Regions from separate parts of the Mus musculus genome. Here region 1 is linked to region 2. Evidence: chromatin contacts called from ENCODE POLR2A ChIA-PET data. All regions are on one chromosome and are shown on one strand. The core of a region is the stretch at or near the end of the contact, and the rest is flanking DNA. Distances in the headings are between cores, read along the strand shown.

Region 1 (5,902 bases), core at 431-2,930, 160 kb after region 2:
TTACTTCAAAAACCTCTTTGTCCCAGGCTGCCATGGTGTTTAATATCATTTCTATATGTCTTGCTCCTGTGAGAAGGGGAGGTGAAGGGGTCCAGCCCCCCCCCCCCAGCTTCACCAGCTTTTTAAAGTTGTCTAGGCCAGCGGGTGCCTCTCCACCTGTCCCCACGGTAGGGTGCCAGCACACCCTGTACTACTGGGTCATTTGTAGAGCAGATAGCGCTTCATGGCAGGGGGCAAAGGCAGAGTGGATATTTGACCCAGCCGGGTGTCCCCCAGAGCATGGCGCACACACAGGCGGCTCAGGTGCAGAAGGGATTGTGGTTCCTCCACTGCGGAGAGAGAAGGAAGACAAGGTAAGTAAGCAACTCCAGGCATCCTTGAACTTGAGATCCTGCTCAGGCACCCTTCCTTCTTCCTCCATTTCCACCGCCACCTCAGCTGAGGGAGACCCAAAGGCTCTGAATTTGTGCATCACATCCAATAGGGATTGGGAGTGAAGCTAGATCCAAGGCCATCTAAGTGACAGGCCAAAGTGACAAGAAGCCTACTTCCTGTGCTCCAACCATGAGTTTCCAGCCCAAACCATTGCCAAGAGTAGTGATCTCCCCACACCTAGTCCGTATCTCACCTCTTCTTTCGCCCATGTAGCGGATGCGGACCTGGCACTGGCCCCAAACAGCACTTACAGAGGGATAGAGGGTCCTCCCCTTCAGTCCACGGAAGGCTGGTCCCAGGTACGTGCCCCCAATAGAGTAGCCAAGAGTCCCCTCCTCCATGTCCAGAACCACCAGCAGTCTCTCTGGCACCACTAGCTGCTCACCCTGAGGTCCAGCTGGATACTGGGGGGCCTCGAGGCCCTTACTCTGATGATACAATTTTCCCCGCCCAATATCCCAGCCCCAGGACTCGCTGTTGCTGCCCAAAAGCGCCGCATAGTGGTCAGCCTGCAGCGGGGCGAGGGCGGTGGCCACGCCCACCACGGCGTGTGTGCCCCTTTGCTCCAGGGGCCAGCTGATCTCCCAGGCGTGCAGACCTCTCGAATAGCCCCGTTTCCCCCGGACTCCATCAGTGCTCTGGGCCACAGGGCGCCGCTCAAAGCACAGACCCCCTTCCTTGACATCGATGTTCTCGGAGCAATCCTTGGGGTTCCAGCCGTGGTGCCGTTGGGCAACCAGGTCAGGAGGGGGAGCAGACAGGAGCTCCTCCAAGCCCTCGGGAGGAGAGAAGTCCGAGTACAGAGCCTGCGAGGTAGGGGTGCTGCTGCTGCCCCTTGCCAGGGCCGTCTGGCCCATGAGGAGAGCCGCTGAAGAACTTCTCAAAACAGGCTTGCTGGGGCGTCTCGCTTTTGAAAGTTGAGCTCCGGATCGTCCCCTGGAGTGGTGTGGAGACAGAAAGGACTGTTAGGCGCATCATCTTTCCCTAGGACTCCCATCCGTTCACCGGTGTATGCCAACCAGCCTGGTCTTCCCTTGGTCCCCTAACCATCCCAGGTCTATCACTCTGCTTTCACCCTATCTGTGTCGCGCCCCCCAAGTTTCTCAGGAGCTCTCTCTCCCTCAGACCTTACCGTGAACCGTCCCCTTGCTGGCTCTAACGCCGGGCCCCTACCCCGCACCTCACTGTCCCCCTAGCTCGCAGAGACCTCTGTGGAAGTACAGATAGGGAAGGCTAGAAGCGCCCCTGACCAGCCACTGCTTCCGGCTCCAGCGGGGCTGCGGACGCCCGCCCGCGCTCCGCCCCTGGGCTCTGTGGACGATTAACCCTATCGTCACCTCCCAGACCACGGCGGCCACACCACTTACCGCCTTGAGAACCCACCGGCTACAAAGAATCCAGGCAAAAAATAAGTGACGACTCCAGACGTGGACAAGCGCGCATGCTTTGTGGAGCACACTCTTTGAGTGGGTAACCTCTTGTCCCTCCCAGGACTCCCTGGCGTCAGACTCTTCAGCAGTTTATTTTTCCAAAGCCACCTGACAGCTGCGTGCCCCACCCTCCCCCCCATCCCAGACTAGAATTAACCCTTTGATGACGTCATCGCCTTGGATTCTGTGTGTGTGTGTGTGTGTGTGTGTGTGTGTGTGTGTGTGTAGACTTCTCCACTGGAGACCTTTGCTCTCTCTGCCTGAGCTAGTCATTCCTGAGGCCCTAAGATCAGTAAGCGGCCTTGACACCCTTCCTGAACTCCTGCTCCTGTGTTCAGGAGAATGTAGGGATTGAGACTACTGTCCCCTGCGGCTCCCTAGGTTGCTGAAGCCTTAGTCCTTCATCCTCCTGCTTCAGCCTCCTGAGTAATGGAACTACGAGTGGGCACGCTGTCTGGTGGATGTGTGCTTTAAGGGTTAGTTTTGAGTGTCGTTTGATCATTAGCTACATTATCATGGAGAGGTTGCTGTTGAAGTTTGACCTCCTCGAAAGCCTCTTGATAACAGTTCAAAAATCCCAAAGTGGCTGGGCAGTGGTGGTGCAACACCTATAATCCCAGCACTTGGGAGGCAGAGGCAGGCGGATCTCTGAGTTCAAGGCTAGCCTAGTCTACAGAGTGAATCTATGCCAGGGCTAGACAGAGAAACCTTATCCCAAAAAAATCCCATAATGCCACCGTGTGTGTGTGTGTGTGTGTGTGTGTGTGTGTGTGTGTGTGTGAGAGAGAGAGAGAGAGAGAGAGAGAGAGAGAGACTGTAACCTCTGCTGGCCTAGAACTCCCTATGTAGACCACGTTGAACTCAAACTCACACTGATCAGCCTGCCTCTGCCTCCTGAGTGTTGGCATTAAAGGTGTGTACCCTGTGCCCAGCCTAATTTTAACCTTGTTGTTGTTGTAGTTATTGTTGTTTGGATGGCTTTGAAATAGTCTCTTGTAGCCCATCCTAGGACAGGACGGGCTCTGTAGCCAAGAGCTGGTCTTGAATCCCTGTTTCTCTTAGCTCTGCTTTCAGATGCTAGGATTCTAAGGGTATGATTCATACCCGGCTAATTTTAACTTAATTCTGATGTGAGGCTGCTGAAATGGCTCAGCAGTTAAGAGCACGGCTGCTCTTGCAGAGGACCCAGTTCAGGTTCCCACTCCCAAGTGGAAGCTCACAAATGTGCATAAGTTCCAGTTCCAGGGAGGTTGGGTGTCTTCTGAACTGAATGTGGCATACAAACTGTGCTGTGTAGCCTTGTGTCAGCTTGACCCAGAACCTAGAGTTATCTGAAAGGAACGAACCTTAATTGAGAAAATGCCAGTTGGACATGGTGCTGCACGCCTTTAATCCCAGCACTCAGGAGGCAGAGGCAGGTGGATTTCTGAGTTCGAGGCCAGCCTGGTCTACAGAGTGAGTTCCAGGACAGCCAGGATTATACAGAGAAACCCTGTCTCAAACAAAAACAAAAACAAAAACAAAAACAAAAACAAAGAAAGAAAGAAAGAAAGAAAGAAAGAAAGAAAGAAAATGCCTTATAGCCAGATCTAGTGGTGGCATTTTCTTGAGACAGGGTTTCTCTGTATAGCCCTGGCTGTCCTGGAACTCACTCTGTAGACCAGGCTGACCTCAAACTCAGAAATCCACCTGCCTCTGCCTCCTGAGTGCTGGGATTAAAGGCCTGCGTCACCACTCCTGGCTTAGGCATTTTCTTAATTAGTTATTGATGTGAGGTTGGGGGTGGGGCACGGGGGAGCCCATTGTGGTGGTGCCATCCCTGGGCAAGGTGGTCCTGGATTCTATAAGAAAGCAGGCTGAGCAAGCCATGGTTGTATATATTTAAATCCCACACTATTAGCCCTAATAAGCCAGCTTTTCTTCCAGATTGATTTTTTTCCCCTTTTGGTTGTTTTTCAAGATAGGGTTTCTCTGTGTTAGCCCTGGCTGTCCTGAAACTTGCTCTGTAGACCAGGCTGGCCTCGAACTCATATATCCGCCTTCCTCTGCCTTCCGAGTGCTAGACCCAGCTTCTTCCAGATTCCAGATGGTTGGGCTGCCTTTGATTGGGTCCTGTTGTAAAGAGACAAGGTACCTTAGTGTGATGCATCCTAACTGAAAAAAAAAACAAAACAGATCTAAGCCACACAGAGAAAGTCCGCACTGGGCTCACTGGAACCCCAGTTCAGTTTCCATCTGACAAGCTGGCCACACTGCCCTATTTAACCAGACCCCTGTTGAGTTCGTGTGCAATATGTCTGTTATAAAACTCAACCTTTTATTCTCAGAATAGACTATTCCAGTTTTTACAGACTTATACGGAAGGTTTAGATTCAGTTAGCTTCAGCCTCGCCAGAACTAAAGCGCTAGTAAAAATGGGGTGGTGTGGAGGGGAGACTAGAACACCTGCTGAGAGACTTCTTTATAGGACAGAGAAGCTGCACCGGCGACATTGCAGCAATATGGTTGCCTAAACAAGGCCTGAGCAGTGACACCACCAGGTGACGCCAAGGAGGAGGCGGAAAATCATACAAGGCCCCGCCCCTAGATGAAGAGCTGCAGGCAGTTAATGGCTGCTGAGAGAGAATCAATGTTCCTCAGGGAGGAGCCCTCTTACTTGGACTTTCCAACACCACAGTGCTCAGTCCTAAAACCATATTCATTGGAGCAACACTGAATTAACTCAGCAGGTTGCGTTTATATGCTTATACATATTAACAATTAAAAACAAGTAGTATTATATAATGTGTAACGCAAACCAGAAACGATCAAATCTGAAAAGGAAGCCTATTTTCCAAACTCACCAATAAGGATGAAATGGCAACTGGGCTGAGGTTGAGAAACTTGGATTACTGGTCGCCCATAGGCCCCGCCTCCGGCCCCGCCCCCACACCCTTGGAGCTAGTCCCGTAACCAAGGCAACGAACGCACTAGCTGGGTCGGGTGGGGAAGCTGACTCATGCAGGCTGACGGTCACGCGTGGGCTCATAGTGTGCGCTGCGGCAGCCTGGGCATCTCGCATGCCCCACCGCGACTGTGTAGCTGCTGAATCCTCAGCCAGTCCTAGTGGTCCGCCACTCGGGGCCTTCCCCTCGCAGTTTGTGCTTCGGGCGTTAACACTAAGGTCTGGAATGTTCCACCAGAGGAAACCTGGATCTAAGACTGGGAGAGGCGGGGTGGGGTTGGGGGTGGGAACTTGAAAGCCTGTGAATAAGAGGAGCAGCCCTAGGTCGGGCTAGAAAAGACCTTTTGGAGGAAAGCTGACCAAGGAAAGCCTGAGGGGAAAGCAAGAGTTACGGGAAGCCTGGTGTGGTGACTCACGCCTGTAATCTTAGCTATTTAGGGAGGACGATGGAGTCAGCCTGGGCTATATACCCTAGCTAAAAACAAAACAGAACCACACTGGGAAGTTTTTATTTACTGCAAGCCGTAAGAAGGCTTGGATGCAGGGAGAACACAATCTGGACCCAGAATTGGGGGGGGGGGGGCAGTTAGGAGAACGCCTTAACTGTGCCTTGACTTACCCTAGTTTGTTTTTAAGACTCCTTTGTGCCGGGTGTGGTGTCGCACGTCTTTAATCCCAGCACTCGGGAGGCAGAGGCAGGCGAATTTCTGAGTTCGAGGCCAGCCTGGTCTACAAAGTGAGCTCCAGGACAGCCAGGGCTATACAGAGAAACCCTGTCTTGAAAAACCATTAAAAAAAAAGACTCCTTTGTGGCAGTCCTGATAAAATGTTCCCTTGCTCCTCATCTGCCAACCTTCCTGAAGTAAGGACTTTCCACAGGCAGTGTTTTTGTTGTTGTTATTTTGCTTTGTTTTTGCCCCAAGGTCTGAATGTGTGTGTGTGTGTGTGTGTGTGTGTGTGGTAGATGGGTGGGGGGGGGGCGGCTTGCCCAGAGGGTACTAGACCTGACACTGGGGAAAAAAACCTTAGAAAAAGGTCCAGAGACCCCCACCTTCCTTGAGGATTTATAAGCAATTAATCACGGTGGGAAAGG
Region 2 (6,118 bases), core at 2,434-4,933:
TCTTGGTATCTGATAAAGCTAGTGTTTACATCTTGGTCCTCTTTGGGAACATCTTGGGGATCAGTGAGAAGGCTCAGGGGGTAAAGGCCTGATGACATGAGTCTAGTACCCAGGACGTACACGGTGGAAGGAGAGAACCAACTACTGAAGTTGTCATCTAACCTGTACACATGCATTGCAGTACCTATGTGCCCACACACATACAAACGGGAGTGTAACACACACATCTGGCCTTCTCTATTTCTTTGGGTTTGAGACTGCATCTCATGCTGTAACCTACACTGGGCTTGCACTTAGAACCATCATCCTGCTCTGACATCTTAAATGTTGGCGTGACAGACATGAGCCATCGTGTCTGACTTCAAGAGAGTCCTGATACAGTCAGTTTCCCACACTTTGGGATTTGGTTTGCAAATATTTTGCTGATGATTTCAGTGTCAGTTTGTGATGCTGACCTATAGTTTCCAATCTCATTTTGTCTTTGACTGGTTTTATCAAAACATAGCTCTGGCCTCATAGAATAAGCATTCTTTCTTTTCGAACTTTCTGGAAATGTTATGTGAAATTGAAATGACTGGCACTCTGCCTTTTTAGTTACCAGACTAGCCTTTAATGGCTGAGCCACCTTTCCAGCCTGTGATGTACACTTTAAGAGCTTTGTACAACTTCAGGTTATTTTCCTTTGCTCAATTTTTTTCCCAAGGAAGGATCTTCTTATGTAACCCAGGCTAGCCTTAAACACATGACCCTCATATGCTACTACTCCTGGCTGTAATATCATTTTCTTTCTTCCTTCCTTCCTTTCCCCCACCCTGCCCCCCAACAGATGGTTTCTGTGTAGCTCTCACTGTCCTGTAACTCACTCTGTAGACTAGGTTGGCACTGAACTCACAAAGATCCTCCTGCCTCTGCCTCCCTGGAGTACTGGGATTAAATGCATGTGCCACCATACACAACTTGTCATTTTCTTTTTAAGACTTTAAGTTGGGTGTGGTAGTACACAGATTTAGTCTCAGCACAAGAGGCAGAAACAGGCTTATCTATGTCCGTTCCAGGCCAGCCTGGTCTACAGATTGAGTGCCAGGACAGCCACCCGGAAACCTGTCTTAAAACAGTTGAGAAACCCTGTAATAAAAAACAAACTAATAAAGTTTATTTTTTTTTTCCTTCAAGTATGTGTACATCACATGCAGTGCCCGTGGAGACCAGAAGAGGGCATCAGAACCCTCTGGAATTGGAGTTTGACAGTTGAGCCATTTTGTGGGTGTTGGCAACAGAAGCCAGGACCTCTGTAAGAACAGCCAGTGCTTGTAACCACTGAACCATCTCTCCAGCCCCTATGATGTCACTCTTAAAACTCTTCTGTTCATGCCTTGCATCTAACCCACTTGCAAATAATGTTCACTGAAGTCCGACAACTCATTCCCACTGTTTCTGCTTGGTCCAAGTCAACTTCATTGCTCACCTGAACACCTGTAATAGTCTCTGGTTGATCTTCCTGCTTCTCTCTGTGAGCTATCAATAGTGGTTTAAAAATCTTGATTATACTCAGGTGTGGTGTTGCACAACTTTAATCCCAACACCTGGAAGGCTGAGGTAGGCAGCCTTTGGTGAGTTAGAGGATAGCTCACTCTACACAGTGAGTTCCAGGACAGTCCATGATATATAGCTATATAGTGAGATCCCGTCTCAAAAAAAGGAAAAAAAAAATGTCTGGTCAAGTTGACAAAGGCTAGAGTCATCTTAAACGCGGAACTTCAGTTGAGAAAATGAGCCCATTATATTGCCTGTAGGTAGATCTATGGACTTATTTTCTTTTCTAAAAACTATGTTTTTGAGTGTTTTGCCTGCAAATACTCACGTGCACCATGTGCATCGCTGGTGCCTAATAACCCATTCAATGCCCCGAAGCTAGATTACTGTGGGAGCTGGGAATCGAACCAGGTCCTTTGCAAGAGCAACAAATGTTCTTAAATGCTGAGTCACCTCCGCAGCCCTGTAGTTATTTTCTTGATTAATGATTGGTGTGGGAGGCTCAGTGCATTGTGGGTGACACTACCAGGCAAGTAGTCCTGGAGGTGTAAGGTGTTTAGTGTGAGCCCTAGAGAGCAAGTCAGTCATCGCATCCCTCGTGCTCTGCCCAGACTTCCCACCAGGATGGACGGTGATCAGGATGTGAAAGCCTTGGCTTTGGCTGGTGTTTCCACATGGTGACAGAAAGCAAATGATTTATTATGTGTAGTGTTCCGCCTGCATGCATGCCTGCAGACCAGAAGGGGGCACCAGTTCTCATTAGAGATGATTTTTGAGCCACCATGTAGGTGCTGGGATTTGAACTCAGGACCTCTGAAAGAGCAGCCAGTGTTCTAAACTGCTGAGCCATCTCTCCAGCCCATTCATTGCCTTGTTTTCTAACTCTTCTCTCTCTCCCACTCTCAGCCTGGAACTATGCAGCTCACATGGCCTTTGGGCCTAAGATACTCCTGACTTAGCCTCCCAAGTGCTAGACCACAAGCATGCACCACCATCCCTCGAAGGAAGCGACGGAATCAGACAGGTATGCACTTGGACCCTATCCATATTTCTTTGTCCTACAGGTTAGTTCCAGAACTCAGCCCTTGAAGGTCCAATTCTCCTGCCTCAGCCTACTGAGTGATAGGATTACAAATCATCTAACAGTAAACCTGGCTTTACCTTAATTTCCTCCTTATATGGTTTCTGTAAGGATTTTTGTTTTGTTTCATTTTGAAACCTGGTCTATTTAGTGGCGGATGATCCAACTCAGAAATCCACCTAATTAAAGGTGTGTACCACCATGATATTTGGGAGATAGGGTCTCTCACACTGTAGCCCGGGATAACCTCCCAACATATAGCAATCCTCCTGCCTCAGCCTCCTGGATGCTGGGATTACAAGTGCCCGGCTGAATCCTTTAACTTTTAAATTTCCTCATCTGCCTTGGTTCCACTCACACTTTTCTCCTTGCTAATTTGGGATCCAAAGACTAAAAAAATGACTCAATATTTATTTGTAGTAACCATGGCCAAAAGTCTGGTCATGCGATCTGAAACTTCTATGGGAAGAAAACCTCAAAAGCCTAACCAATACACTTCCTTTTCCCCCTTAATCACTCGGGGGTTTGTTTTCTTTCTTATTGAGACCGGTTCTCATGTTGCTCAAACTGGCTTGGAATCTGCGATGGAGCTGAGGCTGGTTTTGAACTCCTGATTCTCCCCTACCTCTACCTCCAATACGCCGGGGGGTGGGGTGGGGGCATGTGTTACCACTTCCTGCCCCCTTACCCTTTAAACTTTTCTTCTGCTCTTTAAAAAGAGTGGATAAGTTGTTGGACTATTTATAGCCTCGTTTCTCTCCTTTCTCCCTTATTTTTTCTTTCTGCGAATTCTCGCCTTCCGCTAACGCTCACGTCGCCGCAGGAACTCGGGGCCGCCATCCTGCCTTGTCCTGCAGCTCCCGGGAGGGTCGCTCCCCCGGACCTCCGCAGAGCCGAGGTCCTCTCCGCACCCTGCATTCACCGCTCTCGCACCCATAAAGATGCACGGACAGAGCGGAAGATGGGCGCCGCTCTCGCGCCTCCCGCGGTCCGGAAACGGAAGCAGGCCGGAGCCGCCCGGAACCCGCCTCCCGAGAGCGGAAGTACGGCCGGAAGCTGGCCATAGAAGCGAGCGGCTAGAGCGGCCCTGCGGGGAGGTGGCAGGAAAGGCTTGGGAGCCGCTGCCGGAGGTGACGGAGCGGCCGCCCCGCCCCGTGCGCTGGGAGACGAGGCTTCCAGGTAGCCGTCGGTTGCAGTCGGTCCGGGGGTACGACCTGGCCTTGGGCGCAGACCCCGGCCGGTCCCGGGGCTGCCTCTTTAAGGGAGGGGGTGGAGCCGCGAGTCAGGCGCGAGGAGGTGAGGTCACGTGGGGGCGGCCACGTGCACGACTCGCGTCCCGAAGTGGGGGTTCGTCGTCGTCCGGTAGACACCATGTGCTATCTCTCCCTTCCCTGGTTCATCAGTCTTGGAACTCAATGGGGTGCACGTGGTGGGGCTTGGGACTGGGCCCGGGATGACGGAGCGGGTGGGCGTGGCAGCCAGGATGGGGCTGGCTTGGAGGAGCCCTCGAGTTGCCTTTTAGACCTCAGGACCCCACTTACTCACTGCGGATGTGGCGGGGTCCCTCTTGAGCGTGCAGCTCCCGTCCCTTCGAGCTGACCACCCTCGCAGGGTCCAGGGACCTTTAGTTTCACGTTCCTCTTTCCTTGCAGCTCCAGAAATCTTGAGGCCAGAGCCCCGCACCTCGGCGCAGCCATGAGTGCGGAGGTGAAGGTGACAGGGCAGAACCAAGAGCAGTTTCTGCTCCTTGCCAAGTCGGCTAAGGGGGCGGCACTGGCCACACTCATCCACCAGGTGCTGGAGGCCCCTGGTGTCTACGTGTTTGGGGAACTGCTGGATATGCCTAATGTTAGAGAGGTGTGTTGCTTGCCTGGGTAGTCCCCAAAGAACGTTGGGACCAAAGTTAACTCTTGAGTGCTGGGCTCGTTTTTTGTACCCAGTAACCACTCAGGTGATCGGGGTACCGATAATTAGCTCTCAACATGGAAAAATAAATCAATCAAATAAAGGTCTTCATTATCTTACAGATAAAGGGTCTGTAAACTTAGTGCTCCCTCCCTCTGTACCCACACTTTGAGTCAGGATTTCACTGTGTAGTCCTGGCTGCCCTAAACTAGTAACTATGGTCTAAGGTGGCCTTGAATGTGTGGGAAATCCCTGCCTATGTCTCATGCATAATTTTTTTTGTTATTTAAAAATATGGAACGCTTTACAAATTGGAGTGTCGTCTTTGCTCAGGGGCCATGCTAATCTTCTCGGGATCGTTCCAGTTTTAGTATATGTGTTGCTGAAGCAAGCAGAAATCTTTAATTTTGAAGCAAAAGAACAAGTCATTAAGAATACCACTGATAAACTCCAGCTTGTCCACCAGTATGATATCTTTTTGTGTTGGTTTTTTTTTTTTTTTTTTTTTCAGGACAGGGTTTCTCTATGTACTATAACTGTGTTCTGGAACTCTCTCTGTCGACCAGGCTGGCCTTCAACTCAGAGATCCTCTGCCTCTTCCTCTCGAGTGTTGGGATTAAAGACTTGTGCTACCATGCCTGCCTAGTGATACCTCTTAATAATCCTGTCACTAACATTTGGGAGGTAGAAAGAGTTGGATCTCTGAGTTGTAGGTCAGCCTGGTCTACAGATTGAGTTCCAGGACAGCCAGGGCTACACAGAGAAACCCTATCTTAAAAACAAAATAAGTCAGAAAACCTGGATCAGAAAACCCTCAGTTTTCTCTTTAAAATGGTGGTGAGAATCTAACTGCTGATAGAGTAGTTGCTTAGCACTTGTGAGGCCTTGGCTTCGATTTCGGAACTTGGGATGCTGAGATAGGGGACCACAACTTTTTAGATCAGCGTGGGCAACTTAGACTCCATCTCAAAAAGGAGTGGGGGTCTTTTCAGTGAAAGAGCCCTTGTCTGTAGTTTGCAAGGCTCAGTATAGGTTCAGTTCTCAGAACTGCAATGAGGAAAAACCTAAAAAAGCACACAGTTCCCTTCACGGTTACAGAAGTAACATTGTGGGGAAGTCTAAAGTCCCCTGAAATCAGAAAGAATGAGCATATTGAATTATGCCATGGTACCCCACCCCACCCCCAAAGTGTCACACATTCTGATTCATTTAAGGTAGAAAATGAAGATGCTGTCTTCTGCCCTAAGACGGTAGCAAAGCTATGAACACAGTAATGAGAACCACTCACAGAAATGGCTGCGTCAAGAACTTAGAAAGCATAGAGCAGGTGGATTGCCACTCTCGTGACACCAGCCTGTCACGAGAGCCTGACCGAAGTGTGTGGCTAAACTGAGCCAAGCATTAGAAGACCTTTGGTTGAATCAGGATAGAAAGTTACTTTGACTGCTGTTTTACAAAACACTGGCTTTTGTTGCTGATTTTATCCACAGTAAACTGAAGTATATCGTTAGGATGAAGTAGATGCCAGTGAAAGAGATCAGATAAGTGAATGAAAATATATGTCAGCAAGTCAGCCATTTATCAGTTATTTACTGCGAG

What was found. ChIA-PET counts read pairs that join two places held with the same protein, here RNA polymerase II (POLR2A).
Region 1: POLR2A ChIA-PET joins it to region 2 with 14 read pairs in Patski. The contact joins the promoter of Spsb2 here to the promoter of Cops7a in region 2. POLR2A ChIA-PET finds 5 or more read pairs at or near these places in 3 of 5 experiments (Patski and embryonic stem cell).

What each region holds. Positions count from the first base shown.
Region 1 is chr6:124,804,696-124,810,597 of GRCm38, reverse strand. Spsb2 (splA/ryanodine receptor domain and SOCS box containing 2) reads right to left here and starts at 1,680. Exons shown (of 3, transcript NM_013539.2): 1 at 1,568-1,680; 2 at 629-1,371; 3 at 1-329. The coding sequence starts at 1,292. The coding sequence ends at 199. Tpi1 (triosephosphate isomerase 1) reads left to right here. Exons shown (of 7, transcript NM_009415.3): 7 at 1-12.
Region 2 is chr6:124,963,077-124,969,194 of GRCm38, reverse strand. Cops7a (COP9 signalosome subunit 7A) reads left to right here and starts at 3,683. Exons shown (of 8, transcript NM_001355542.2): 1 at 3,683-3,793; 2 at 4,267-4,471. The coding sequence starts at 4,310. Gm23851 (a small nuclear RNA gene) reads right to left here and starts at 4,912; the gene lies at 4,808-4,912.